7 separate regions of the Mus musculus genome follow, and regions 2, 3, 4, 5, 6 and 7 are each linked to region 1. Evidence: chromatin loops called from intact Hi-C (ENCODE). Cell type or tissue: heart. All regions are shown on one strand.

Region 1 (4,000 bases):
TCCGCGCCCCCTTAGAGCATGAGACAGGCGCTCAGGCACACTGTATTGACCCGGGCAGCGCCGCGGGCTGCCAAGGAGGTCTGTCCACGGCTTCAATCAGTTCGCGCACCAGCTCCCTGCTCTTTCTAAAACAGCAAAAGCTCTCAGAGCGGGCGCCTGGAGAGTCTTCGGTACGCCCCGCTCATTAGAATTGACAATGCTGGGAGCCAATGGGGTTTGGAACTTTTGAGAAGGGCGGACGAAGGCGGAGCCCCTTCGCAGCGCCCGCGAAGCGGGGCTGGCTGTTGGGCTATTGTGGGGCGGACTTAGGACTCTCGGACCAATGGAAGGGCGGCTGAATTCTTGGAGGCGGGGCCGAGCCGTAATTGACGCTTTCTTCATTAGAAACCAGGCAGGGGGCGGCGCCCACGGGGGGAGGTGACGCAAAGCCGTTGTAGCCAATGGCTGGTGGGCCGCCGACGGGAGGGGCGGGGCTGGGGCGCCTGACGGGCGTAGGGCGCGGCCTATCCCCGCGCGGCTCTGCGCTCGAGGGGGAGCAGCATCATGGTTCAACGTGGGTCAATTTTTTGTGAATGAGGAGGGGAGGTTGTGGGGCCGCTGCCGCGGAGCACCATCCCCGCCGCCGCCCGAGCCCGAGCCCGCGCGCCTGCTCGCGCCGCCGCCGCCGCGCCGCCTCACGCCCGGCCCGCTCAACGCGGCTGCTGTCGCCGTCGCCGCCCGAGCCCGCCCGCCCGCCGGCGGCGGCGCAGGCTGAGGAGATGCGGCTCGGAGCGCCGGAGCAGGGCTAGACGCGGCCCGCCGCCGCCGCGGTAAGCCACCGGCCGTCATTGTCCGCGCCGCCCGGTTGCTGGCGGCAGGTGGACGCCCGGCCCCGCCGAGGCCTCGGGGCCCTGCGCCGCGGGCTGGCGGGCGGGAGAGCGGCCTGCGCCGGCGGGCGGGCAGGTGGGCGCGCGGGGGCGGGGGCCGGGGCGTTTATGTAACTTTGTCAGCCTGTGAGTTTGCAGAAAACGCCCCTCGGCGGCGGCGGGCGGCGGGGCGGGGGCCGCGGCCGGGCCCGGACCGTCGCTGGGCTGGCGAGGAGCTGCGCTAGCCCCGGAGACGACCGGTGTCCACCCTGAGCGAGGGTTCCGAAGGCACAGCTTGTAGCTCACACAGCGGGAGTCGGTCGGAAAGGCCGGGTGTGGAACCCGTGTTCTCCTTTAATGCACACCGAGAATTTGTTAATAACTTGCAGCCGCTGATAGCAGTGTTTTGGTTATTGCATGCTGTAAATTGACCTGCTGTGACACGATTTTCAAATAAAGCGTCGCAGAAATTAAACTTAAGTTATTTTAGAACTAATGACTTTCTTAACTAAATCCTAATTGCATTACTGTAGAGACCTACCTAATTGCTTTCCGAGAGCCACTCTGCCTGCCCGGGGAGGAAGGAAAGGCCTGTGTAGTCACTTTGCCTCCCTGCTTTTCTCTGCTCAGGCTTTTCTGTCTGTTCCCACAAACCACCTAAGCATTTAAGGCCTGCGAGTATTAACGTGTAAACAGCCATGGCCCTGTCGCACTTTGGGGCTAGGGGGATGCTGGCGGCTTGCACCTTGACCTGGTTTCGGTTTTTCCTCCGTGATATGATCGAGGTTGCCAGGAGTTTTAATTGCTTCTGATAATTCCGTGCATTATTTCAGGACCGGCTTGATGAAAGCTAGTGTAGTGGTTTCAAAATCCACCCAGAAAGAAGGTGATGGTGGTGGTGGTGGTGTAGGTAGGTGTAGTGCTTGTGGAGAGGCAAGGAGGTTGAATTAAGAAAACTCAGCTGCTTGTACACAAATATACACTATAGCAGTTACAAGGCAGCAAAAGTTATTGCAGAATTTTGCAGTCACTATGGCAACACAATTACTCCATTATAATTGGAAATGCAAAATGCCACCCAGTTAGAAGTTTCATCAGGATGGAGTTTTGGATATCAAAAAATATGTGAGATTTAGTTAAAAATTCTCATTTTTTTCCCCCAGGTAGCTTTGCAGCTCTAGTCTAGGTTCAATTGTCTATTTTTAAGACCCATCCGCTTTCCCAGATCTGCCACTCCTCGGGATCTGTGGCATCTTTCCCCAGAAGAACTCCCCGTTTGTGTGGGAGGGAAGTATTTTCATGCTTTAAAAACACACACCCGACACACTGTAAGACTTCTATGGTTTTCTGTGTTCTGGCTTTTCTTTTAAAGATCAAATGCCTTCCTGAAGAGCAGTAATCACCCAGAAGAGGCTGGGTTTGCTAGAAGGCAGAGGTAACACTGCCCCCTTTAGGGGTCTGCAGGCTGCTTACAGGGTATCTGGGAGCCCTGTGGGGGAGAAGAATGACTGTGAACTGCAGACGGGGCCTGGATAGCCTAGAGACCAAGGACAGATGTGACCTAAGCAGCCCTAGCAAGAATGTCTGTGGTTAGCAACATCAGAGAGCTGTGCAACATATAAAGCCCCCAGATGGCACCTTCTCAGAAGCTAGGGGCTGCTGCTGGTGAGGTGGGCAAGAGAACATAGCACTCTATCTTCCTGGGGCTCCTGGCTCCTAGCTTGACTTTGCTTTCAAACCTGTGTTAGGAGGATGTCCCTCTTGATGTTTACCAGAAGAGCTCTGGTGCTGGAAGTTTCCACACGTCGTGGGGCTGCTGCAGCTTAATTTCGTTAGAACTCTTTCCTTTTAACTACTGCATATTTTTGCCCAGTAATCGACTTCCATTTTCCAGCCTCATTGTGAGGTTTCAATGCAGCATGAACGGCTTTGAATTCCAATCCTTTGATGTTGGGGGTGGCACCAAAGGAAAGGCGACTTTGTGCCGTCCTAATTGCCAGAGCAGAAGAAAATTTCATCACTCCTGTCAAGCCTTGTCCATGCCATTTTCTATTGAAAACGGCTGGTTTTTCAGAACTCTGAAGCTGCCATAAGTAATACATTAATACCTGATGTAGGGAGCCAGGGAGATGCAGAAATGAGAGACACCTGCTGCACGGGAAGATTGGGGTGGCGTGGGGGGGCTCAGTCCCAGGACCAGGGCTTTTGATGTCTCTGGGCCCTGGGGTGACTATGCAGGCTTCAGAGGGTGAATCCAGAGTTGAGCTCATGTCCCATTGGTTGTAACCCAGTCTTGGGGTAGGGGCCCCAAAGAGATTTTTGGAGTGGCTTTGTCTTGGTCTCCAGTGACCATCCAGTGTCCTGCTGCTCAGCCAACTCTGGGCCTTAAGTGTGACACTGACCTTTGAGGTGCAGGTGACGGAGGGGGGCAGAATCAGAAGTGCTGCTGCATTTGAACAGACCCTAGTCCATTTCTGCAGAGTGCTCTGAGCTGTCAGGAGGTCAGTTGTTTGCTCTTGGGCTCATGTGAGTGAGCAGGATGGGCTTTGTTTAGGGTGGAATGTGGTCTGGCATCTGCAGCTGCTCTTGGCTTTGCTGCTGCCCTTGCCTCTCAGACATGCCTCCGTACTTCCTGAAAGGCCAGACTGGGGTCCACACAAATGGACCCCACTGAGACCCTCCATGTAACTGGACCCGGTTAGAACACTGTAAGGTCCTGAGTAGATGAGAGTGTCTTCCTTCCCTGGATCAGGAGATTACACAAGTCAGTAGCAGATGTTTAAATGAGCACCCAGTAAGAGCCATGGGCCATTCTTTGAGCACTTTCCATCTTCGTCTCCTCTATTGCTCCCACAGCTACAAGAAATAGGTGATGCTACACACCCTTGATAGCAGGGATGTGAGAGGAATGGCAGCCTTGAGTCCCAAAGGCTGAGCCTTTCTTTACCTCTGCTTTGGGCCCAGGATGAGCCTGTGTGGAAGGTTAGTGTTATTGAGTTGTTTGGAAGAGCACAGCTACTTTGAGAAGATAATTTGGAATACTTTCCCAGTATGGTGTTAGGTTGTCTGCCCTTCTGAGCTGTCACCGCTCTGGGTTTCATTTGAGTCAGAAAAGTGACTTTAATGTCTTCGTTGTGCCTTCTGTGTAATGTTGA
Region 2 (4,000 bases), 65 kb after region 1:
CCTGCTGGTCCTGAGCCTGTGACCACTGTCCTAGACTGTTGAAGCCTCTGTTTTGCAGCTTGTGTCCAGCTATGGGATAGAGCTCTGCTCACTCTCCTTTTTTCTGTGCTTGTTCTGGTGAGTGCTCTGGGGTTTTGGCACAACAATCATCAACTTCCCCCTTAGGGCGCCATGCCTGTTTCTGAGTTAGTGTCCATTTTCATAAAGACCAGTGTGAAAGTTTTCACTAGTTGGATAATCAAAGAAAAGAGTGGTTTGTCTTTCCTCTGCAGCATAGAACAGATGATGACAAAGAGCCAAGTCCGACAGCATTCATGCTTGAAAGTGCCATGGTAGAAACTTTACCCCTCGCCATACACCCCATAAATAGCACACAGGGTTGTGTTTAGGATGTAGGGCAATGGGAAGTTTTTGCTTGGATTTTACTGATGACTTGACTCATCAGATGGTTAAGGGGGGAAAGAACACATATGAAAGTGTACCTGCATGTGTGCCTGAGTGAACCTTCTGGGTGCCATGTGGGAACTTACCCTGGTGAGCCTGCTCTGGAAAGGTGGGTTGTACTGTCACCTCTGGCTCTGTGTGATGGAGATAAACAGTGGGCAGATGACCTCCCTTTTGTCTGGCCCTCAGGGTCTGGGGCCCTGGCACTGAAACTCTGGCACTAGTGCTGAGTGCCCCTCTAAGAAGAGAGTCCTGAGATCCCATCCTTGCTTAGGTGGCATTGCTGCTCTGCCCCTTGGTTGGGCATGGGACATATGGCCATTTTCAATGGTGATGCTGTCATGTGACATGGAGGCTCATCAGCTGTAGACTCGTTAAGGGGTGAGGGTTTTTTTTTTTTTTTTTTTTTTTTTTTAGCTTTCCCACAAAGGTCTAATGCCTGAGTGAACTCTAGAACTCTAGCTCTGTGAACAGGCCTCTATTCTTTGGGGGCTAAACTAGGGGCCTGAGAGTCCAGTATGAAATGCAAGGAAGAAGAAATGAGAGGCAAGAGACAGATAGGCTGTTCTCTGTTACGGTGGGACTGCCCTTCCCACCCACTGTTGAGGCATTCTCTCAAGGTAGATTCTAGTGTTCAAGCAGGTTCCTGGGCTCAGGGTAGCTGACCTATCTTTCAGTGAGTAGGGTTCACTTGTCTTTGACAGCTTTCTCTTTTTTAAGCTGCCTCTAGGCTGATGGCTGCATGGGAGCGAGGCCAGCATCAGCAGGCACATGGCAGAAAGTTGGGGGGAAGTGCAGATAGTTGAATGACCTACGCCCACATTAGCCTCCTGACTGCTCAGGTGTTGCTGAACACATAGAAGGCATTTACACCATGTATTTGTTACAGGAAAATACTACCTTGATTAATGGTATAATTAACTGTGTAAGTTAACTTGTGACTTGTCTGAAAGTCTCCTGGCCATGTTATGGGTGTGTCTAGTTTGAAATGCAGAGTACGAATTCAGGGATCCTGGACAAGGAGTAGTCTGCCTCTGTTTTAGAGATTAAGTTAGGCCCCTTTCTGTCTTGCCTATTCTCTAGTAGTTCCTTGTTCTTTTGTCTGTGGTACAAGGAACTCCCAAGGTGACAGAGTACCTCTGCAAATAAGCTGAGGAGGGCTGTGCCAGTGGGTACAGGGCAGACAAGGTGTGGAGAGGCTCAGGATTCTTGCTGGCAGGACTGCGCCCTCGGGTGGAGATCCATTTAGTAGAAGCTTCTCTTTTGGGCCCCACACAGGTGGAATGGCAGGTGTTTCAGGAACTTTCTGCCCCTGATTCTACTGTGACCCTGCGTGTTAGTTACCTTCCTGTATACCTCCAAGGCAGAAGGCATTTCCAGGTGCAGAAAAATTAAATATAGGCCAGAGGTCATTTTGTGTGAAGGTAGGAGGAGAGGAAGGAAGGGGAGCTGGCTCACTTACAGGCTGTCTTGAGGCTTGCTTTGCTTGCCCTGGAGACAGGGCACTCCCCTGGCCTTTGAGCAGCCCAGTGTCTATCCAGTTAGATTGAGTGAATGCTCGTGGCCTGAAGATAAACAATGTCTGGGGCATTCTCTGTGAGTCTTGGGCTGAAACTTTTGTGGCACTCCTCATATCATCTGCTTGTTATGTAATGTGACAACATGGATATGAAATAGAAACCAGATGTCAGGGCAGAGCACTGAGATTCTTCCCAGCAAGCCCGGCGGAGCAGTACTGGAATTTTCTGCTCTTGGACAAACAGATTTGGAGGGGCTTCTCAAATTGAACAGAGATCCTAACTGAAGGTAAAATACCTTTGAACTGCTAAGAAACTTTAAGGGATTTCCTGAGTTCTGTTATATAACTGCTCAGTGGTGTTCCCAGTGACCAGTGCTTTGGAATCAGCTTTTAGTATTTGAACTTCTGGGGGACCATTATTCACAGTGCTACTTCTAACTAGCCAACAGCTTGCTTCTGAAGGGGGTGCATTTAGGAATGAAGTGGGTATACAGTTTGTTGGTACACTTGTTTGTATATCCCCTGAATGTCCCTGGGGAACATTCATGTGTCTCCACTGTGCACAGACAGCCCTGTATAGGGAAGAGAGCTGGCAGGCAGCTCCCAGTGCTCGGGGGTCTTGTTCCGGAGGCTAGGCCTCTGTACTGATGGAGATGGGACTCTCTAGGCTCCGCTTACCATGATGTGCCTGGACTGGACTTTGAGCACATACCTTTGCCCTTTTGAAATGTGAACTGTTCATCACCTGGGCAGAAAGGTAGCTCCTCCAGTGTTAGGAAGATAGCTGGCCCTAAACAACACCCGTTGTGTCCCGAGGCCCTGTTTGAATTCCTATTAGAAAAATTACCAGAGGCTGCTCTAGTTAGTCAGCTGTGCTGTGTCACAGTTGTCAGGTAGCTCAAGGAGATGGAAAAGGACCCTGGCTATACTGGCTCTGAAGATTGCAGCCATCTTCCAAGGGATGCCAGGTCTTGCATTATGTGTTAGTACAGTTTCCTCTGTAACACACACACACACACACACACATACATACATACATACATACATACACACACACACATGCAGATTGTACCTTTATAAACCCTGTTTCACAGATGAGGAAAGTGTGGCTCAGAGATTCAGATGCCTCGCTCATATCCTTACATTATATGGCTAGGTAGAGCCATATAATGGGCAGTCTTAGGCTTCTCCCAGCTTCCTGCAGCGTGATCATTCTCTTCAGGACTAGAGTTGAGAGTAGGGCATGGGGTGTTAGCTGCTGGGTGGTGTGTTCAATTTGCCGATGAGCTGCAGAAGAAAAAAGAGACAGATCTCTGACACAAGCTGTGATGCATATCTGGGTACACTATACAATCCAGTACAACTGCTCTTAAGTCCATGTTGGCTGCTTCTAGTCAATACTTCTTGTGAAAAGAAAATGCAAAACCGTTCCGTTTTGCTCATATGAGCCTGGAGAAGTTATGTCCCAACATTGTACAGACTGTAGTGTAATATCCTAGGCAGAAAGTTGTCTGAGAAGTAGGGCTTTTTCAAGAATACTCTTTCCTGTGGGAACTGCCCTCTGAATCTCAGAAAGTCAGTTAAGATCATGTGAGTTGCTAGAGGTCTGGGCAGGTAAACATGGGAGGCCAGCCACCCTGCAGTATTTGGTCTCTACCCTGTTCTCGTTTCTAAAGCAGCCCATAGTTCCCAGGAGCAGCAGCACAGTTCCTACTTGTCAGAAGGTAGCTACTGTTGTTGGCAGGAGCTGTGGGCCCCAGGAGTCTATGTTGGCTGGGCCTCTGTGCTGATCCAGGCATTGAGCCTTTTGTATGTCAGGGTTTCTAGATCCGTGAGCCTGCAAGATAGAACATGCAGAGTCAGGATAGGTTAGACCTGAGAAAACCATCTGGGCTGCAGTGGCCTCTTCTGGGCCCCCTGGATGCTTAAGGCTGTAATATGAATGGATTAAAGAGGACAGAGCTGCTTACCATGGCTTGTACTTCCTGTTGCCCCTGTTACCATAGGCTCAGGAAAGTATAGATACATGACCCCTTG
Region 3 (4,000 bases), 180 kb before region 1:
TCTTTTAAGACTGTTAATTGGAAATTATTTTCTCTCTCTGTTGGTTTCTTGCCTGCTTCCTAGTTCCTGGGTTTCAGATAGAAGTTGCTGTGGCAATTATCTTAAAGACCATGTATTCCATGATTATTTACACCCCTTTCCCCACAGGAGACTCAGCTCTTGGGCAGTGGACAAGATGAGGAAGATGCTGTCCCTGCTTCAGGGCCCCTCATCAGTGGGAGCACACATAGGATGCACACATACAGAGATCAGACTGCCAAACTGGGTACTGAAGCCCTGTGCCTCAGGCAGTATCTTATCTTAAATCCACCTTTAGGGGACAGATGGTTTTTTGTTTCGGGAAATAACTTTAATGGGCCTTTTGCTGATGCGAAGGGAAAGCAAATATTATATTCTGCAACAGAAAGCTCTAGTCAGCGAGGCGCTAAATTGCTCCGCATAACGAGGTAAGCGCTGTCTCCCTGGGGTGGAACTGCATCTTTGTTGATTATGTTTTCTTCAGGAAATTCTCCTAAATATGGATTTAATCTGAGCTGTTCCTGGAGATGGCTGTTTGTTCTTAGAAGATGTGGGCTGAATACACTCAAGTGTGTGAGTGGATAGCATGCAAAGCCAACTGTGTGTGTGTGAGAGTGTGTGTCTGTGTGTGTGTGTCTGTCTCTGTGTGTATTAGTCTCTCTCTGTGTGTCTCTCTCTCTCTGAGTGTGTGTGCATGTGTGTGTGTGTGCATGTGTGTGTGTGTGCAGTAATACGAGTGTGCAGACAGTGTGGTGATACATGTGTGTGTAAGAATGCGTACTTGTACATATATCTGCATGTATGACAGTGTCAGTGTATGCCTGCCTTTTTGTTGGGCTTGGCATGGCTACTGAATAGCCTCAGGTGTAGGACCTGGGTCTCCTACCTCCCCTATGCTTCTGGTGGCTCTTCTGTCAAGTGAGGCGGCTGAGCTTCCCATCGCTGGGAGAGAACAGAGCAGAATATATAGAGCTGGTTTCCCACATGACCCAGGTGACCCTCAGGATGGCTGAGAGTATGGCCACCAGGGTAATGGTGTGGTCAGGTGAGCCCCTCAGGACTCACAGTACACTTAGCAGTTGCTGGTCCTCTCAGCTCTCCCAGCTGCAGGCAGGGCCTTCTTGTGGCTTGCGGTGATGTGACCTTGGCCATTGTGAATGTACAGAACCTGAGTGGACACTGGGTGGGGCCTAGTAGGGCTGAAGACAGATCCCAAGCCCAGGGAAACAGAGGCTCTTTCCCCCTGCAGAAAAGCCCCACCTCATTCACCATCCAACTTACACTTGTCGACCATTCCTGAATGCTCTCAAGGGCTGGGCAAGGGAATCGGGGTAGGGCACATACTCCCTGCTCAAAGACAGCCGCCCACAGATGGGCTGAGAACAGTCCCTGAGACGGCACGGGAAGGGCATCCGCCAATGTGAAACGGTGTTGATAGTGAGCTGCCCCTGGTCTCCAAATGTCCTGCCAGACCTGGAGAGGGGTGCAAGCATTGGCCTGGAGAGAAGGTTGCTAGGAAACCCTCACCTGGAAAGCCAAGTCTCCATCTCCTGCCATTTTGCTAGAAGTAGCTGAAGTGGAGTTGGGGGTACTTGCATGATCTTGACATGCAAATTTTGGAACGTGAAGATGGACCATTCTCTGGAATCAAACTATAGCACCCTCTAGGAACTATGGAGGCTTTGAAGGTCAGCTTCTGATTGCTGAACAGGATCATGGGGTGAGAGGACGGTCAGGAACCGCTTGGTGGGCAGATGCAGTTCCCAGATAAGACCACAAGGCGGCGCACCAAATCCAATGTGGTTAAGGAGAGCGTGCCATGAATTCCAAGAGTGGAAACATGGGAACTTCCACACCCACGCCATTTCCACTATGGACATCAGGGAGCTGCAGGAATGGCTTCAGGACTTCAATGGTATCCCATGGTCCTCGTGGAATACAAAAAAAAAAAAAAAGTTGTTGCTTGGATATACCTCATCAAAGAGACATACTACAGATGGTCATGGAGGGCACCTTCAGGGCCCCAAGGCTCCCGCTGAGACCATCCTATTGTTGCTGCCCAGTGGGAATCCATGCAGCAAGCCAATGCTAGGAGACTACAGCATGCTGACTACCATGGCTCTCTGACTTCACTGGGGCCACCCTACAGGCTGCATGCTCTCCGTGGTGGTGACCATGGACTTTGGTGTCTTCCTACACTACCCTGTTGAGTAGGGAGGGCTTGCAGGGCCTTGAGAATTCTCTCCTGTTCCAGCTGCTTACACGTAGACTGATCTGGAAAATGGAGCTATCCATGCCTGGCTTGGGATTCCACATTCTCTGCAGTGTCCTTACGGGCATGTATTATTTATTGGAAGAGGTAGCTGCCTCGGGAGTAATTCTCCTTTGTAATTCTCTGGCAGAAGGGGCAGATTTGCCAGCTGCAGGCTTGGCTTGTCAGGGTCTCCTAAGGCTGTAAACCCCTGGCATGTAACAGCCACTCTCTGCATGCCTGCCACATCTCAAAGTTGGTGTGGGGTGGGGGGCGGTAGGGAGGGAGACACCTGACTTGGGCAGATAACAGAAACAGCCCAACTCAAGGACAGGAAGTAGCCCTAACCAGTTGAAGGCAGATGACCACACCCTAACCCAGGCTGGTAACCTCACCCAGATGAATACAGAGAAACATATTCAGAGTCCATGCACACAACCCTGTCCTGATATAAGCAGGTGATCCCTGCCCAATACAGAAAGAAGACCTCACCCAGATGCAGGCAGATGTCTCTGTCTAGGACCCAGGCGGTGGTCAGTCACTCAGTCCAGTCCCTACCTGGGCAACTGTGGGACCAGAGACTGCAGTCAGGATATATTCATGTGACTGGGAGCTGTAGGATGGACCATAGCCCACTGTCCAGCACCCCACTTCTAGCTTCCTACCCCTCATTGCCTTACTATTTAGCTTTAGTCTATCTGGATATGCTGAGGGACCCACAAAGGCACCTTTGCAAGAAGGCCGCCTACCCTCTCAGGATCCCCTGATTTCATCCTTTAGCCATGCCCAGGCTGTCTGATTTTGTAGACATCAAGAGCCTTGGCCAAGTGGTGACAGTCCCTTGGAGGCATTCTGCTTTCTTATCTGCACTCATGCCGCAACAAGTGGGGACAGAGGAAAGATGTCAGGGACCCCAGAGTTCACAGTACATCAGTTCATGGACCTCCTGACACCTCTCCTCTTGTCCCCACCTGTCCTACCTCTCTTGGCAGTGAGAGATAAGCCTGGGGTGCCCACGGATCTTGGCAGGAGGGATGACAGAAGTGCCAAGATCCAGAAAACAGAGTGGTGCAGCTGGAGAGGTTCCCTGGATGGTTAGGAAAGATTTCCTAACCTCAGCAGAGGCTGCCGCAGCCTCCCACGTCTGTCTCTGCCCACAGCATGCGCAGAAGGGAAAGAGTTAGGACCGTTGACAGGGCACAGACTTCAGAACACTCTTCCAGGTGAGTGGGAAGACATTAATAAGGTGAACCTCACAAGGGTTCCCGGTCCCTACAGGCAAACACCTGCAGGTTGCCCACCTGGATCCTCGGAGGACACCCTGTCTAAGCTCAGTTCTTGGATCCTTGGGGTTGCAGCTTCAGCTGCCTCAGGCTTACCCCAGGCTCAGAAGAATGGCTTAGGGTGATTCAAGAGGAACCAGGCTACAGGTCGGAGTATGATCCCATCCCCCACCACACACCTGCAGCCTTTTTAGACTCCAATCAGAAGCAACTGGTGAGGAGAGAGGTAGATACAAGACCCAGACCCAGGAAAGAAGCAACCAAGAGTGGAGAGAACCTAAACCGGTAGCCAAGTGCCAACCGGGGTGGGGTTCAGCAGCCATAGCAAGTCAAATGAGTTGTGGGTCGCTTGCATACTACAGATGGAACCCCACAAGAGTTCCTTGATGAGAATCTGTGTGCTGGTGCATGTACACACACACACACACACACACACACACACACACAT
Region 4 (4,000 bases), 150 kb after region 1:
GAGAAAGGTGATGTAACTTACCCCAGGAAATCAAGGCACATTAAATAGCTTGAGACATTTAACCAAGAGAGTGGCAAGTTTAAGGATCGTATATGTGAGCTCAAAATAGGGGGACAGTTAAAACCCCAGCATGTAGCAGCAGCTGTTACCTACTGTGCCCCCTGAGGACTGAGGAAGGAGCTTACCCTGAGGTTCCTTCAGGAAGTCTTCCCCTTTCTAAACGGAGATGGCTCACTTTAATTCCTTACCCTGAAAACATGGAAATAATGTCGTTCTACAAAACTGGCCTGATAACTTTTTCATCTTGTTTCATTTTGTAATAAGAGGTTAAAAAGGCAAGGCAAGGAGAGTAATCCAGTCCTTATCCCTGTGTGTGAGAGAGCCCCTGCCCAGGGAGCAAGCAAAGCTCAAATAAAAGGCTTCTAATGAACCTTGCTTGAGCCAAGGTGTGGAAAGTAGAAACATCCCTTGCCTCACTGATGAGGAGGGCAGAAGCCTTGCTGATCCTACTATGTGTGGTAGGAGAGATTAGCTCATGGGCCACAGTGGGCTTCTGTTGGACATGAAGATCCAATTGCCTTTTTGGTTGCTTGGTGGCCCTATGGCTGGGCAGGCTGTTAGACCAAGGCCTACTTATTCCTTGGGCTCTGTCTGCTCCTACCCTTTGACAGTTTAGCTCTGGCAGATTCAGTGGAGACCAAAGGGCTAGGTCAGAAGTCAGTGTGCTGTCAGAACCTGTTGATGGGTACCAAGAGGATCTGTGTGGTGGCTCACACCTCCCTTCTGAGTCCTATGGACTCTCTGCAGGAGAGCTGTATCTTGAGGCCGAACACCAGGGTTCTGGTGTTAGAGTTCTCCCCAGCTTTACTCTATGGACAAAGCAGAGTCCTGGGGCCAGAGCTCTAGTCATTTGGTAACCTAGGCCAGCTTTGGGACTTGCTGGGTGGGAGTGGCAACGGGAATGCCAGGGACCACAAGCACAAGGTACCTTTCTTATTCAAGTCTATGTGCTCAGTATTGTCAGTTAGTTTACCCAGGAAGAAGGTTTAGGGGATCTCTTGGTTCAAGACTACCCTGTATCCGTGAGTAGAAGACCCTAAAGGCTTAGCCAGAAGCAGGGATACAGGATAGCCACATTTAGGTCTCTGATCAAAGTCAGGTTCCTAAGTTGCTGACCATCAGCACCTTATGGCCAGGGTCTGGTTCAGGCATATACCACCAGTGTTGTCCTTGAACTTCCTTCTAAACTTGAGTTCCTTCCAGTAGGCAACGTTCTTGCCTCCTTCCCTTGGATTCAGTGCTTATGTATAGGCAGATGAAGCACAGCAACCAGAGCAGTGTGGAGGGGCTTTCTGGAGGGAGGACATACAGGGCTCTTGCCCTAACCCAGTGAATGTCTGCATAGCCACCTGTTTCCAGGTGCTGTATAGTGAGCAGCCCTGCACTTTACTTAGAGCTTTCTAGCTCCCACAGAGCCCATTCTTGACACACTGCTCCAGCCTGCAGTAGGAGTGGTGCTTCTTCATCAAGTTGGTAATTTGTTCTTTTATTGTTTATTGTGTTTTTAAAATTTTGTGTGTATACATATGTGCATTTGGGTGGTAAGTAGGCGATGCATGCTATGATACATGTGTAAAAGAGGATAGCTTTCAAGAGTTGGTTCTCTATTTCCACTGTATGCATCCTAGGGACTGAACTCCAATTGTCAGATATGGTAGCAGGTGTCTTTACTCACACTGAGCCATCTCTCTGGCCCTGTGTTGGTCATTTAAAACGTACCTTTCCTCCACATTGTTTCTCACACTTTAATTTGGAATCAATTTTGTAAGCCCTGAGACTGACTCGGCTTCTGCTTTAAATGAGAATCACAGTGGCCTCTCCCTTGGCACAGTGTAAGTGCAGAAGCCACGCTGATGAACGTTCATGCTGCCCGCCAGGAGCACACTTTATTGGCTGCAGTTGGTTGGGTAAACATGTTTTTCAAGAGGGTGCTCATTTTACCATGGCAACAGGCTCTTCACTTGAGTGTCTATCTGGACCACTTCTATGGCACACACTGTTCTTGAGGCTCACACATAGCTCTGCAGTGGCTTCATTCAGAGAAGGGGCAGAAGCAAAGTACAGGCGGTTTGTCTGTCCAAGTACTGGCACTTGGCTTCTTGCTTGGCTAAGCGTAGGCTTTTACCAATATGACATCAGATGGGCCTTTGGGTCTGCAGTGGGGTCCTTTGAGAGTGGGGCCTCTCATTTTGACAAAGTGTGGGGTAGTAGGAACTTGATGCAAGTATGTTTCCTCGCCAGATCTCTCATTGCTGTTAAGATCTTTATGCTTGAGGACAGAGCCCTGGGATCTCTGAGCTTTGTGCGTTGAGCCTACCAGGCCTTCGGCCAAGGGACACCAGATGCCCTTTGGACCACCAACACACCATGATAGTTACATCTAGGCTTTACAGGGAAAGAGGGACCCGTACCTCAAGGCTAGCTTTGCTGACATAGTGAGCCACTCTCCTGTGTTGTGCTCTCTCTACAGTGGACGTGGCTACAGCGCTGCCTCTGCAAGTGGCCCCTACAGCAGTACCCATGGACCTGCGCTTGGACCACCAGTTCTCACTGCCCTTGGAACCTGCATTGCGGGAGCAGCAACTGCAGCAGGAACTCCTAGCACTGAAACAGAAGCAGCAGATCCAGCGGCAGATACTCATTGCAGAGTTCCAGCGTCAACATGAGCAGTTGTCCCGACAGCATGAGGCACAGTTGCATGAACATATCAAGGTGAGCAGCAACCTTGGGCTGTGCCATATGTCCTTCTGTCCATGGTCTGTTTATCTCCGGAGAGCTTAGACATGTGAATCAGGTACCCTCTGGGTGATGTCTGCTTCTTCTTCCCCGTGGTTGGTATGATTTTATCTAGTACTGAGGTATAGACAGGTGACAGCTCCTTTTTCTGTGCCCAGGATGGGCTTTATCCATCTACTACATAGTCCCATGAACCAGGTACTTTCTGGGTGACATCTTCTCCTTCTGTTCCAAGGATTGGCATCATCTATGGAATGCTAAGACCCGAGAACCAAATACCCTCTGGGTGGCACGTGATTCCTTTTGTCCCCAATGTACAGTCTTACTCACAAAATGTCAAAGCCCAGGTACCAGGTGACCCTCACTTTAAGGCTGTTCCAAATGTCCTAGGTTTTATGCATCCTGAAGAGGACTCAGGACCTCATTGTATAGAAGTTGCCTTCTAAAAATACATGTAGGGAGATAGCCAGAATTTCAGATTAAATAAGTTGAAAAGAAACCCACACAAGTGGTATGTAGATACATGGTGAAACTGGCAGACCAGGAAAATCTCTACTGAGAACCATGTTGAGCCACACTGTCCAGTAGAAACTATACTTGCACTCGTCACAGTAAAGCAAAAAGCCTCCCACACGAGTTGTTCGAGTTGCCCACAGCTGTGTAACAGAATCACACAACACATCATAGCTTTGGTGACAAACAGTCTTTACTGTGGCAAGGGATGGGTCCTGCCCTGAGTGTCATGTTATTGTACTATGTTGGTCATGCTATTCGCATCTGAGGCCTAGCTGGGCTTAGAATGAAGGATATACAGTCAGACATCGATGTCCTAGTCCAGTCATTGCACGGAGCAGCTTTTTTAGACCCGCCTTCCCTACCCAAGAGAACAGGACCAAGATGGAGTCCCAGCATCTAGAACCCCTGGATTGGTATTAACCACTCCACAATGCTGCCGTAACTAGACCAGTCTTATAACCTGTGGGAGGATCCTGGGCAATGACTCCTATCTATATAGGCTATACTGTAGATTCCTAAGAGATAGGCTGCATAAGGTTTAGAGGCTGCATTGTCACTGGTTTAGATAGCAGAGCCCTGCCTTCCCTGGTGAATAGGCCCAGTAACAGCTCTAGGTTCCCTTTCAGGAATGTGTGCTGAGAACATTGTTCTGCTTGGGCCTTGTGAGAAAGAGAATCTAGAAACCTCA
Region 5 (4,000 bases), 160 kb after region 1:
AAAAAGTCTGATTGGGTTTACACGAAAAAAAATGTCTATTAAATTGAATGTCTAGTAAATTTAAAAGTTGGGGTCAATTAAACTAAGTTTGAGTTAAGTATGTGGCTCAAAACTGAGCATTGGCTTAAAAGTGAACCTGGTTTAAGTTCCAGTTAGAATAGTGGCCTTGCTGTTACTGTATTTGTTTTTGTTTTGTTAGAAAATTTTGTCTGTGTGTCTTATTTTTCTGTGACTATGATAAAGCACCATGGCCAAGGCAGTTTATAGAAGAGTTCCTATATTTCTTTTCTTTTAAAACAGAATTTCCTGTTCCTACTGCAGGCACTTTTATACCAAGAGGCACACAACAGTAGCCTCCTCTGCAAAAGGTTTATCTTCTGGTTATTCTCAACACAATATTTTGTGCTCTCTGTCACAGAATTGGGGGACTCATGGTTTCAAAGGGTGAGCCCACGACCATCATGGCAGGGAGCATGGGAACAGGCAGGAGGCCTGGCACCCGCACAGTAGCTGCATGGGCACATCCTGAGAATGATGTGTGCTTTTGAAACCTCAAAGCCTGCCCCTAGTGGTACACTTCCTAACCCTTCCCAAACAGTTCCACCAACTGGGGACCAAGTATTCCAGTATGTGAGCCTATGCCAGCATATTCTCATTGGAGCCACCACACTGTGGTTATCTTATTCTAAACTGTCCTGTGGTGATATGGATTGCATCTGCCGAAGATCTCTTCTCGGCATTCTCCCTCTACCTTGGCAGAGTCTTGGATATGGTAGTGAGTTACTACGTGCAGATAGCTGACTTTACCCAGTGTAAAGTCAGCTCTTCCAGAAGGCTTGTTATTATGGTCTGAATTCTACACTCAGTGGTGTCTTCTCACTGGACAGTACAGGCCCAGCCCTTGTGGAACCAAGGAGGGAGATTCTTGTGACAGATACCGTGTGTGGTCAAAGAAAGGAAAGAAGCAAAGCTCCGAGTGCCTGGGTCATAAACGGTCACTGACAGTGTTCTGTGGTAATGGGCTGAGGAACACAGATCTGGTTAGTTCTTTCTGCCCTAGCAACATGACCTCAAGATGTCGTGACACACACAGGACCAGCAGCATTGTTCTGGGGTGTCTTTGGGAATCTGGCCATTATTTGCAATCTGTATCTCTTTAAATTTCAGGTTTGCATGTCTTTTTGACTATAACAGGATACTCGCTTTACTTCTAGTTACTAAGGGAAAATACAGAGAGACTCTTCATCAATGACCTACTCCATGCTCCTGAGTTGGGTGTCTCTGAGCAGAGCTAGTTGTTTAGGGCTGTTTCTTGGAATGGATGATTATAAAATGATTGCACTATTATTTTTAAAAATGTCACCATGTTTGCTTTCCAAAGGTGATTAAAGCAGGTAAAAAGTTAACCTGATGCCAGTTGCCTAGTGACCCATTGAGGGTGCATTACCTGTGGACACCACCACCATACCTTTAAGAACTCTCTGACTGACCCTACTTATTCACAGATGTTATTCTAGCAGCCCTAGAGTCCATGAATATGTGGACTATACAATGGGGCTTTCCTAGAATGGCTGGGAGTAGTCTCTTGGAATGAAGCTTAGTACAAAGTGTTATAACCTGATTTTCCCATAAAGGATAGAAAAATGTTACTGTTCTGAAGTTATTATAAGAACTGGAGCTGGGTTCAGTGGCTCAGTGCCATTGGCTGAGAGGAGCTTAGATCCTGACTTATGTTAGATTTATCTATATATTGACTGCTATCAACAAGGGTGGCCAAGTGAGGATGCAATTTTGAGACTTGGGTTTGGTCCCTTGTCCCATCCATCCAGCTAGGTTGTAACTTGCTGATAACTTCCTCTGACTTTCAGCTGTCCTCCGTGAGACACTGTCCTCTTTAGGGGATGTCTTTCAGAAACAGACTCAAGATAAAACTGTGGAAGTACACATGCCAACCTCATATCAAACTTTCAGAGTGTTTTCACACTCCTTGTCATTTCGTCTTCATTGTGGGGCAATACTGCTGCCCCGTGGAAGCATGGGGAAGGCAGCAAGCAAAGTGTGTGGTGCTTCTGTGAGGATAGACCAAGCCAGGCAGCTGGCCTGCCCATCTTCCCTTCCTGCTGTGTCACCTCATACTCTGCTGAAGCATGCTGCCAGCTCAGGGCAGAGATCCACTTTAGAGGCCATTTTAGTGGCTGTTTGAAATATAAACCAGAGAGCCAGGAGTCTCTGCTGGCCTTCTCTGACCGCCCCCTGCACCCACTGTTGCTAGACACAGTGTTAAGCTTTCTGCAAGTGGCCTTTCTGTGGGGAAGGTAGCCATTGTAGGGTCTGGGCAGGCCTGGGCAGTCTTTCAGTGTTCTCTCAGTCTCTTTCTCTAAGCTGTTATGGGGAATTCCTGTACCCTCTCCAGTTAATCTGCCATACACCCGGCTGCAAATGACCTTTGCCCCATGAATCTTCTTAGTAACTGATTTTCTCAGGAGAGCTCTGGAAAGTTTACATAAACAGGGACATAAAGTTTACATAAACAGACAGTGCCACCTGCTCAGTCTGCCCAGTAAATCTTTGTTGCACACAACCACAGTTGTGACTGGACAGCTCTGAGAAGTCTTGAGGCTCTAACCTCTTCTGGCTTACTTCTATAGCATTAGGGAAGCTAGACTAGGAAGGCTCACTCGGCAGGTTGTGGAGGTATAGCATAGGTGAGAACAGAGCTATAACCTCTGTCCTAGGGGCTGGGGCTAGGTTAGGTCAGCCCCAGGGTGTCTGTGTAGGTATGGTAGCCTGAGAATTTGCCTGGGTCTTCCAGGATAGCCCCACAGGACAGGGACCAGCACCTCTTTTATTATGCCCATGGTATGAATAAGTTGGTGGCCCTGTTTATTTTGCTCATGCTTATGTTTTATTGAAAGTAATCTGAGTGGCTCAATGCCTGGGCCACACAGGTTTGACTGTTGGGGTGGAAACAATTATACAATTGCTGTCACTTTTCCATCACATTCTTGATATGATGTGACTTGAATTTCCCATGCTGAGTAAGTGGCATATTGTGATTCTGATTGGAACAAACTCAGAGCAGTTTACAGTCCCACCCCCTCAGTCTACCCAGTGCTGTAGTTGACTGTGGAAGCTGGTGATAGACAGTCTTGGGAAGAAATCCAACCAGGGAGCTGTAAGGCCTGTGGTTAGAGGGGAGTACAAGAAGGCCTTCTGTGTGCAGCTTGGGCACTTCTAGAAGCATGAACCTTGCAATGTGTGTGTCAGGATTAGCTGTGGCTGCACTAACCTCCTGGCAGCACTATATGTAGTTCATGAAGGTTGGCTTAAGCTCCTCTTTTGAGTGCTCATCCAGCATCAGAGAGATTGGACATATCTCTGGGTACATCTATTTGTCTTCCATAAAGTCTTGCTGGAGATGACATGAGGCAGCATATGAAGTGCACACACTCCATGTGTGAAGTGGAACCATCTTCACACGTGTTTACTGAAACCACATTTGTGTACATTCATATGCGCACATGCTTGGACCTCACAGCTAGTTCATATATTCAAGCATATGCTGAAGGATTAGCTGTTTTCCCATGTGGGCATCATCGAAACTGCTTAGGAGCCAGTCCACCTAAGGTAAAAACTTTATTAGGCTGCCTCTTTGCTTTAGTTTCCTCTTTTAAACTGTTCTTTCTTAGTCAGGGATCTCTAAAGGAACAGAGCTGATATGGTGGAGATAAATATTTTACACACACACACACACACACACACACACTAAAGGAGGTTTAGTAGACTGGCTTACAGGCTTTGGTCTGGTAGTCTCATGAGGGAGAGGCTAAGAATACAGTAATTGCTCAATCTCTGAGGATAGATGTCTCAGTAAGCCCAGTCTGGCACAGAAGTCCTGATCTTCAATCTGTGTTGGAATCCCAAAGAAGTAAGCTATAAATACCAGCCAAGGAATGAATGTATCAGTAACAAGGCAGATGAATTTGCCATTGAGAGTGAA
Region 6 (4,000 bases), 210 kb after region 1:
AACCCATTCAGACCCGGACCACCTGGTACCTTGGACAGTGCCCACCTAACTGACCTGCTTGCTGCAGAGCCTGGGCAGTGACTACGCAGGCAGGCCTTGAGGGGACCAACACCTGCCATTCCTAGAAGTCAGTGTAGCACAGAGGCCACCCAGACCTCAGTGCCATTGTCTTACCTTTTCGCCTTTCTATCCATAACTTGGCCCTATGGTGTAGCCAGTCTTCCTGAGCTGCAGTGTTGGCCAGTGCTGGGTCTCTCTCTGACTATGCTTTTATCACGATCCTCTCGTACCAGCTTGGAAAGGGGGTGGGATGAACTTGAACCAAGAACCAGTTCTGCTCTGTTCCCTCCTAGGAATTCTGCTGCTATCTTAGGGCCACCTTCTGGCATTGGGTGGCTCAGCCCTGGGGACTACTCTGACTTAGCTCTGCTCCACTGTAGGTCTTGTGTATGACACACTGATGTTGAAGCATCAGTGCACCTGTGGGAACACCAACAGCCACCCGGAGCATGCTGGGAGGATCCAGAGCATCTGGTCCCGCCTGCAGGAGACTGGACTCCGTGGCAAGTGTGAGGTATGGGGTCTATAGGGACAGAGACCCCTTCCACCTTGTTTGTGCCAGGACATGGCCTCCAGCCTGCGGTATTCATATTCTCTACCAGTCTGTATTCATGTTGTAGTAAGGGAGAGGGTTCAGGAAACATTGCCTATGTATTCTCATCTCCATCCATTCTGTCTGTGGCCTTTTGAGAAGCCTGTCTTGGTTCCTTTTCTATTGCTGTGATAGAATACCTGAGGCTTATACTTTATAAGGCAAAGAGGTCTGTTTACCACCTCACAGTTTTAGTAGCTAGAGGGTCAAAAACAGAGTACCAACATCTAATGAGAATCCCCTGACTAAGCCACAATGTAACAGAGAAGCAGAAAGGAGACAGCTTGCTGTGTGAGCTGGCTTTTCCCTGTGACAGCCTGTTCATTTGAGAACTAGTTTAGGCATACAGGTCTGAGCCATAATAACTTCTAAGAGTGAAGTCCTCATTTCCCAGTCACCTTCTGCCAGATCTGCAGTGCCAGCACTACCATATTGGGTGTCTAGCCTCTTCTCCATGAGCTCTTGAGGGCACATTACCTGCTTCCTTAAGATTCGGTGTCTTCTACAGAAGATGCTCCACTCTGCTCTGTTCTCAAACCCACATGCCAGGCCGACTCCCCTTGGCTGTCCCTGCCTTCTTCCTAGCTACTTCTCAGCTGCTCCCTGTGGCTGACCAGTGTGTACATCCATGCTTATGAAGTGAGGGAAGGATCCAAGACCCAGAGTGAAGACCAGCCCACATGTCCCACCAGCCCTGTCGGCTTCATGAGCCCGTGTTCTCCTGTTGTACGTATCAGAAAGGTGCTCTGGGGATATGCGGAGAACTCTGGACCTTTTCCTCCTCAGAAGGAAAGTTCTGTGAGGCAGTAGCCAGTATAGAAAGTACCCCTCAGCCTGGTTAGCTTTGCCTCTGGTTCCTTTATGCCAGTGTCTCTACCCAAGGAGCTGTGTGGCAGACATTGGGTTGTCACTCTGGGTATTGGTACTCAGTTTCCCCAGGTGCCATGCTTGCCCTCAGCAGGGCTGGCCTACCTGCCAGTGGGTGTAGTGTTCACCCCATACCTGGCCACAGCAGAGCAGGTCACATAGAAAAGGGCTCTGTCCAAGATCATGTCAGGCCTCTCTGGGTTCCTGTGTCATGACACAGCAGGTATGCATTCCCAGGCCCTGTGTACTCAGGAGTCCTAAGCTCTGAGGAGAAAGGATGAATTTGGGTAGGGCAGAGACAGAGACCAGGGTCCTGTGCCTGGGAGCTGTTAGCCTCGGGTGAGCCTTCGTTCCTTTCCCTGTGCCCTAAGGCTGGCATCACCTACCTCCTAGGATTGCCTGCAGTACCTGCCACAGGAACCTATTGTGTCTTCTCCTCAGCTAGAAAAATCCCTTCAGTCCTGCACATCAGTATAGGTTAGGGCACAAGGAACCTCAAAGGCCAGTAAATACCTCATGGAACAGCAGTAATTTCTGTTTTCTCTCAGTGGGCTCACCTGCCTTCCCTTATGCACTGGAGAATTCAGAGTTTAGATTTAGCCCAGGGCTCACATAGCCCTTGACTCCCTTACCACCCGTATTGTACCTCACTTTTGAGGATGTCTCAGTATCAGGCCCACACCTGCTTCTGAAGTCCCTCTGGATAGAAGATGATGAACAGGGGTGCGGTGAGGCCACAGGCACCTGCTTTGGAAGTCTGTCCAGAATGCTATGCCACTGGGGGGCAGCATTGACCAGTGTACACAAGTCGTGAGAAAAATCTCCTCTTTGTTGAGCTGGCCTTGCAGGATGAACTAACCATTCTGTGTGTCCAGATGTTGCCCTGAGGCAGCCTTCAGTTTTCAGCATTCATCAATTTCTTGTCCCCTCCCAGGAAAGTACACGCAGGCAGAAACTGTGAGGCATATTCTCAGCCAAGAAAGCAGGTGGAGCCAGGCAGGGGTAAGAACACAATAGATAAAAGCAGGGTAGCCACATCTCCTCAGTCCTTACTGCCTGTGTGGAGGCACAAGAGCACAGTAGCCAGCTCCTAGTGCAGCACAGAGCACAGTGTGTCACCATGTTCAAAGTGTCCCACAAAGGGCTAGTGTTGAGGGGATAGTAGAGCAGTGGCTTGAGGCCCCTCGAGAAGGAGCTCAGGCAGTTCCCTCACTTTAGATACTTCCTGCTATTTTTAAGCCCAGACCTTGGTTTTAGAAAACAAAGTAATAATTTATTGAAAATTATTGTGTGACAGTAAAGGGGGTCATGTTAAAAAGCAGAATTCTCTTTTTAAATGTTTTTCAAAGCTATGATTAAAATATAAGCCATCTACAATATTTTGAAATGTGATGTTATGTGCTGTTTTGTTTTCCACTTTTCAGAAAGTCAGTAATGATGTGCCTATCCCCATATTCAGGTTGCATCCCTCTGGGGCAGTGGCCTTGTCATGGTAGATAGAGCTGACACAGAAACATGTTCTCCCCTTGTGTCCCACAGTGCATCCGTGGACGCAAGGCCACATTGGAGGAGCTGCAGACAGTGCACTCGGAGGCCCACACACTCCTCTACGGCACAAATCCTCTCAACAGACAGAAACTGGACAGTAAGAAACTTCTAGGTACTCGAGACCTCCTTACATCCCTACCAGGTTTGATCTGCAAGTGATGTTTCCAGCCCTTGGCTCCTGCTGGCCAGGACAGGAAGGTTGGCTCCCACTAAGGCCACGGCGCAGAGAAGCCTAGAGCACAGTCAGCTCTGGAAGCTGTTCAGGAATGCTTACGGCCAGGGGTACCCAGCCCTTGCCCTATTTGCAGTTCCTTTCTAAGACTGCTGAGGGGAAGGCTCAGAGCAGGCCTGGAGAGTCCCTGGCCTGGCCACACTGAAGCCATTGGTTAGACTCGGGAGCTGAGTCTTGCCCCTGTCAGTCAGCACTCCTATGGGCAGGTTCTTGCTAGCAGAGACTCATCCTGCATCAGCAGAAGGGGCTTTATCAAATAAAAGTAGGCTTTGACAAACTGTGGGGCCCTATGTAATCCCAGAGTGCACTCTACATCACCAACCTGGCTTACCCCACAGACTCCAACTGCTCAGAGACAGTGATTTTTGCAGTGATCCAGAACTACAGGCAGTAGAAACAGAGACAGAGCTAGAGTTTCTTCTGGTCTCTTCCTTGAGACTCTGACTTCAGGTCGTGGTCCCACAATGGGGGTTCTTGGGCTGCACTAAGCCTGTCTCCCTCTCACCCTCTCTAGTGGGCCCTTTGAGTGCTTGCCTTCACCCTCAATCAGGAGACAGGGGACCCCTCTGCGGGTACTCAGCCAGTCCAAAGAGTACTGCCAGTGAGGGCTCCCAGCAGACATGTTCTCCAAGCTCTTGATGCTGTGCTCACACAGAGCCCTTCTGTGGTGTAGCCTGGTCTAGTGATAGTACCAAGGAGCA
Region 7 (4,000 bases), 78 kb after region 1:
GGCATGCTTGCTCTTTAGCCTCAAAGCCTTGGCTTCCACCCCCAGAACCAGAGTAAAACAAAGCCCAAGCAACTATGAAGGTATAGAAAGAAACCCTTTGCTTCCTTCACCAAGGCCCTGGCTTAGTTTTCTGTCCAGCCTGGGCCAGCCTGTGTGGTGTATCACTGTCCCACACCACATGAAGCATGCCTGTCACAGGCTGCTTGCTCTCCTCTACCCTTAACATTCATTCGTGCCTCTGCTTTCCTCCTCCTCTTCCTCCTCCTCTTCGCTCCCCCTTTTCCCCTCCCCTACCCCTCCCTCTTCTTCCTCCCCGTCTCCCCCCATGGCCACCTCCTGCCTGCCCTGGTAGCTAAGTAGTGTCCTGATTGCTATCATCCTGTCCCTGCTTCCAGACAACTCTGCCCACAAAGTAGATAGGATTGCTTATATATCTTCTTTTGCAAGTTGTTCTTCCAAAAACTGACATTACCCATTCCCCTATAATGATGAGATGGGCCTCATGTTGCTCCTCCCTCTAGGTCCTCTGGCTTGAAGTGTCACCCTCTTCTGAAGGGGAGGTACCTGTGTGGTGAACTTGGTCCTCCATGTCCTCTTGGATAATAGCATGAAGGGTACTTGTATTTGGACATCAGTGTTGCCTGACCTACAGTACTTGGCGTGCTTGCCAAAGTGTGTTGTTTTATTTGAGAATTAGCAGCTCCTGTAGGATGATTGGGAGACAGGCTGGTGATGAGGAAGGGTGGCCTGGCTCCCTCTATAGACATTTCTGTGGGTGGTTTGCTATATTTTTTCTTATGGCATTTGAAGTCTTCTCTCAGTGTTTACCCCCAGCAGGTGCTTATTAGTAAATGCCCATTGCCTTGGTTTCCACCAGGAAGGAAGAAAGGAGGGCAGGTTTGCTGCCTCTGGGGTCTTCAAGCCAACCACTTAGAGTGTTCATGGAGCATAGGCCAGTATCTCAGTGTGGGCCTTGAGTGGATCCAGAGAGAAGACAAATAGAACAACCTGGGCAGCAGCTACAAGACACCAGAAGGCCTGAGTTCTCCCTGCTCCTCAGTTCCTCGGGGTAGCCAGGGTCTGGCCTTCCTGCTTCTCTGGAGTCCCGCCTTGTGTCTTCACTCCTTGGGCTCGACTGTGCCATGTTTATTAATCTTTGGGTTGGGCACTTTATTTCTAAAAGTGAGTTTTCTGCAAGATGCTTAAAATTCTTCACTAACATTGGGAAAGGATCAGGTCTTAGCCAAACTTCTGGAAAGGGAATCTCCATCATTCTAAGGACAGCTACTATATCGAAATCCTGGGACCCTAAAGTTCAAAAGTCAGCTGGCCTCTGCTATTTCAAGGAATCCAAATTCCATAGATCTCAGTCCCTTCATAGGCCTCTGTTGGGGGTGGGGTTGGAGGCTCTGGGTTCCTTCAACCCCCAGGCTAGTAGCTATTCCTGGTATATTACTGTAGGGATGTTTGGTTGCATGTTCTTTAAAGTAAGGCTACATACATCTAATGGGGCTTATTGTTTATTGTGATGTGATAATTTAAAGTTACTGACTTCGTGCCTGCCAGAGAGCTGGAATGAACTTGCCTGTGGGGTGCTGTTGGGTACCTTTCCCATGTGGGGTTTGGTCCCTTGTAGGCTTTTTTTTTTTTTTTTAAAACAAACAAACAAAAAACAGTTAAAGGTTTTTGTGAAAGATGGCCTCACTGGCTGTCTTCTATTCTGCCTTCCTCCTCTAAAAGGAGAAAAAACAGAGAGAGAAATAAAATTTTCTTTCTTTGGTCCAATGGCTGTGCCTGTGATCACTGGTCACTGGACCTGACTTCACTCATTACTTTGTTTGAATCCCCAGATAGACTTTGATTTGCTTTTCTGGAATAAAGATAGGTGATTTTAAATAAAGTTTTGGTAGGTCTCTGTTTCCAGGCTCTATGCCTGTCCGCTGTGGTACAAGGCTCTTGTAGTGCATCTGGGTCACTGCCCCCAGTCCATCAGATTCTTGGATTCTCTTGGCCCCTGCCTCAAGGACGTCTGTGTTTATGGGGTTGCTATTCTCTCTCAGAAGCTCTCAAAAGCCTTTGCGTCACATGTCCAGCAAACAACAAATGCTGGCCAGAGGTTGTGTTCTCACCCAGAGCACTGTGCCAGAGAACTCTGCTTTCTTTGGAGCCAGGACTGGATGAACCTGGACCTCAATGCCTGTGGGCCAGACCAAAGACAGCACTTGGTGCTCCTCGACAGGCAGTGCACAGGGTCACCTGAACTGTTGACACTCTTATACTGCACCCAGGTTCCCAGCCACCAGGGGCCAGACCTGTCTCTGTGTCCCCACTTCTTTCAGAGAGCTGAAGTTCCAATCCCTCCCACCCCCAGCCAGGCTTTTGCCCCAACAGCAGTGTCCTACCCTGATCTGCTGCCAGGCTGCAGACAAAAGCCTGATCAGTAGTCATGAACTCTTGCGAACAAACATTCCTTCTTCTGGGAGGGCAAGGCCTACTAACTCTTTTGAGTCTCACCCTTTCTCTAGAAGGTGCTAGTGGACATTTAAGATCTTCCTTGATATCTTCCAACTGGGGACGTCGAGTAACCAGATGAAAAGCACCCACACAGATAGCTCTAGTACACCCACTGCCAAAAAGGGCTACGAAGCAGAGATTACCCTAAATTAGGAAGATGATTGTTGCTGTGTTAATTGTATGCTGTCTTCTAAAGCTGTTTTTGTACTCTAGGCCCTGGCAGCAGGCTGGCTGTGGGTTCTCCCATGAGGTATTACATACTGGCACCCGCACAGCCCCAGTTCAGGGAGGGGAGTATGTGCCTGTTTCCAGAGCCACCCAGCTCCCTAGTCTCTCTTTAGGTGATGAGCTGACCATCTTTCTTTGTATTTTTAGACAGGTTTCATGCTGTTGTGCAGGCTAGCCTTGAACTTTGAACCCTCCTGACAGTAGTTGGGATTGTAGGCATATAATACTGCACAAGGCTTTATTTAACTTTATTAAAATCTCACTCCAGTCTGCTCTGGTCTTCTCAGTGCTCCACCCCCACACAGGTCTTTATCACAGGAGATGCAAACAAACACCCTTCTATTTTAGTGTGCCCGTCGTCAGTGTCACAGCTGTTGTGGCTTGTCTTGTTGGCCAGGAAGGCAGTCCTTGGCCCCGCAGCTGGCCCTGGAAGCTCACACTTGGCCTGGCCAGCCTGGGCCAGTCATGGCAGGCCAGGATGACTTGCAAGTCCGTTCCCTGCCTTGGTTCTTGGCTTTCTCACAAAACTCCCAGGTCCTTGTGTTGGTGATCCTTGTGTTCCATTGCACAAGGCCCAGGGAGCCTGTGCAGCTGAGTCCTTTGTTAGTAGTATAGGTTTCTGTTTGAGAGTTACCCCGGGACATGCAGACATCCTGTGGGACATACATGATAAAGTGGGGTGGGCACCCACTTCTGAGCAGCTCTTTCCTTTCAGTTTTCTTGCTGTCTAGATTATTTATTCTGCCAATCATATTGTATAAAGCTTTTCAAATTGAGAACCTTAATTTGTAATTGATGGGACTCAGAATCCCTTGTCTGTCTAAAACTCTGTTGGAAATCTCAGAGATCTCCCCCTCCTCTTGTTATACACAGAAAGAAATGTCCTTCAGCAATGAAAATAGATGTGCCTTGGTTTGTGGGGTCCCTGTGTCATTGGCACTGGCTGTCCCCATGGTCAGCTTTTTGGGAAGGCTTCTCTTCCCCACGTGAGGATTTAACTGAGCATGGAACCATGTAAGAGTAATAATACAGGAAATAATAGCTCATATTTGGAAAAGAAATAACAAATTTATTAAAAACTATTAGTATATTCTTAGGTTTTAATTTAAAAAGTGGATTTTTCTCTGATTACTGTCAAGCATGGTTTTAAAGACATTATTTAGTACAAGAAAGATTATATACAAAAATGCTTCTTAAATTGTACTGTGGCTGAGCCAAAACTTAACATTTTTCCTTTGGTGGTTTATCTTTTATATTT

What was found. Hi-C counts contacts between places; a loop is a spot of excess contacts. Peaks named below come from ENCODE experiments on the same cell type or tissue, not always from the same donor. Only the 100,000 strongest peaks of a DNase experiment are listed, where the experiment ranks them.
Region 2: a loop joins it to region 1, with 4 times the contacts of the local background. A loop is called at or near these places in 12 of 42 quality-filtered maps.
Region 3: a loop joins it to region 1, with 2.5 times the contacts of the local background. A loop is called at or near these places in 12 of 42 quality-filtered maps.
Region 4: a loop joins it to region 1, with 2.2 times the contacts of the local background. A loop is called at or near these places in 3 of 42 quality-filtered maps.
Region 5: a loop joins it to region 1, with 1.9 times the contacts of the local background. A loop is called at or near these places in 8 of 42 quality-filtered maps.
Region 6: a loop joins it to region 1, with 2.5 times the contacts of the local background. A loop is called at or near these places in 3 of 42 quality-filtered maps.
Region 7: a loop joins it to region 1, with 2.2 times the contacts of the local background. A loop is called at or near these places in 12 of 42 quality-filtered maps.

What each region holds. Positions count from the first base shown.
Region 1 is chr1:92,176,811-92,180,810 of GRCm38, reverse strand. It overlaps Hdac4 (histone deacetylase 4), which reads left to right and starts at 470. Exons shown (of 27, transcript NM_207225.2): 1 at 470-553. In heart, a CTCF peak has its summit at 2,289; DNase peaks (open chromatin) are centred at 320, 1,030, 1,450 and 3,380; H3K4me3 peaks cover 2,508 bases; H3K27ac peaks cover 2,534 bases.
Region 2 is chr1:92,111,478-92,115,477 of GRCm38, reverse strand. The region is part of intron 2 of Hdac4 (histone deacetylase 4); the gene reads left to right. Among named protein-coding and RNA genes, the nearest start is that of Hdac4, 67 kb to the left of the region's middle. In heart, a CTCF peak has its summit at 1,706 (motif pointing left); DNase peaks (open chromatin) are centred at 1,187 and 2,047.
Region 3 is chr1:92,358,299-92,362,298 of GRCm38, reverse strand. No RefSeq gene overlaps it. Among named protein-coding and RNA genes, the nearest start is that of Gm35992, 19 kb to the left of the region's middle. In heart, a CTCF peak has its summit at 1,787 (motif pointing right); a DNase peak (open chromatin) is centred at 3,235.
Region 4 is chr1:92,028,727-92,032,726 of GRCm38, reverse strand. Hdac4 (histone deacetylase 4) reads left to right here. Exons shown (of 27, transcript NM_207225.2): 4 at 2,531-2,772. Among named protein-coding and RNA genes, the nearest start is that of Hdac4, 150 kb to the left of the region's middle. In heart, no CTCF peak of the experiment used is centred here; a DNase peak (open chromatin) is centred at 1,916.
Region 5 is chr1:92,014,561-92,018,560 of GRCm38, reverse strand. The region is part of intron 4 of Hdac4 (histone deacetylase 4); the gene reads left to right. Among named protein-coding and RNA genes, the nearest start is that of Gm46242, 140 kb to the right of the region's middle. In heart, CTCF peaks have their summits at 584 and 2,032; no DNase peak of the experiment used is centred here.
Region 6 is chr1:91,967,517-91,971,516 of GRCm38, reverse strand. It overlaps Hdac4 (histone deacetylase 4), which reads left to right. Exons shown (of 27, transcript NM_207225.2): 15 at 441-574; 16 at 3,059-3,164. Among named protein-coding and RNA genes, the nearest start is that of Gm46242, 90 kb to the right of the region's middle. In heart, a CTCF peak has its summit at 2,290 (motif pointing right); no DNase peak of the experiment used is centred here.
Region 7 is chr1:92,098,865-92,102,864 of GRCm38, reverse strand. The region is part of intron 2 of Hdac4 (histone deacetylase 4); the gene reads left to right. Among named protein-coding and RNA genes, the nearest start is that of Hdac4, 79 kb to the left of the region's middle. In heart, a CTCF peak has its summit at 2,308 (motif pointing right); DNase peaks (open chromatin) are centred at 2,164, 2,774 and 3,214; H3K27ac peaks cover 1,228 bases.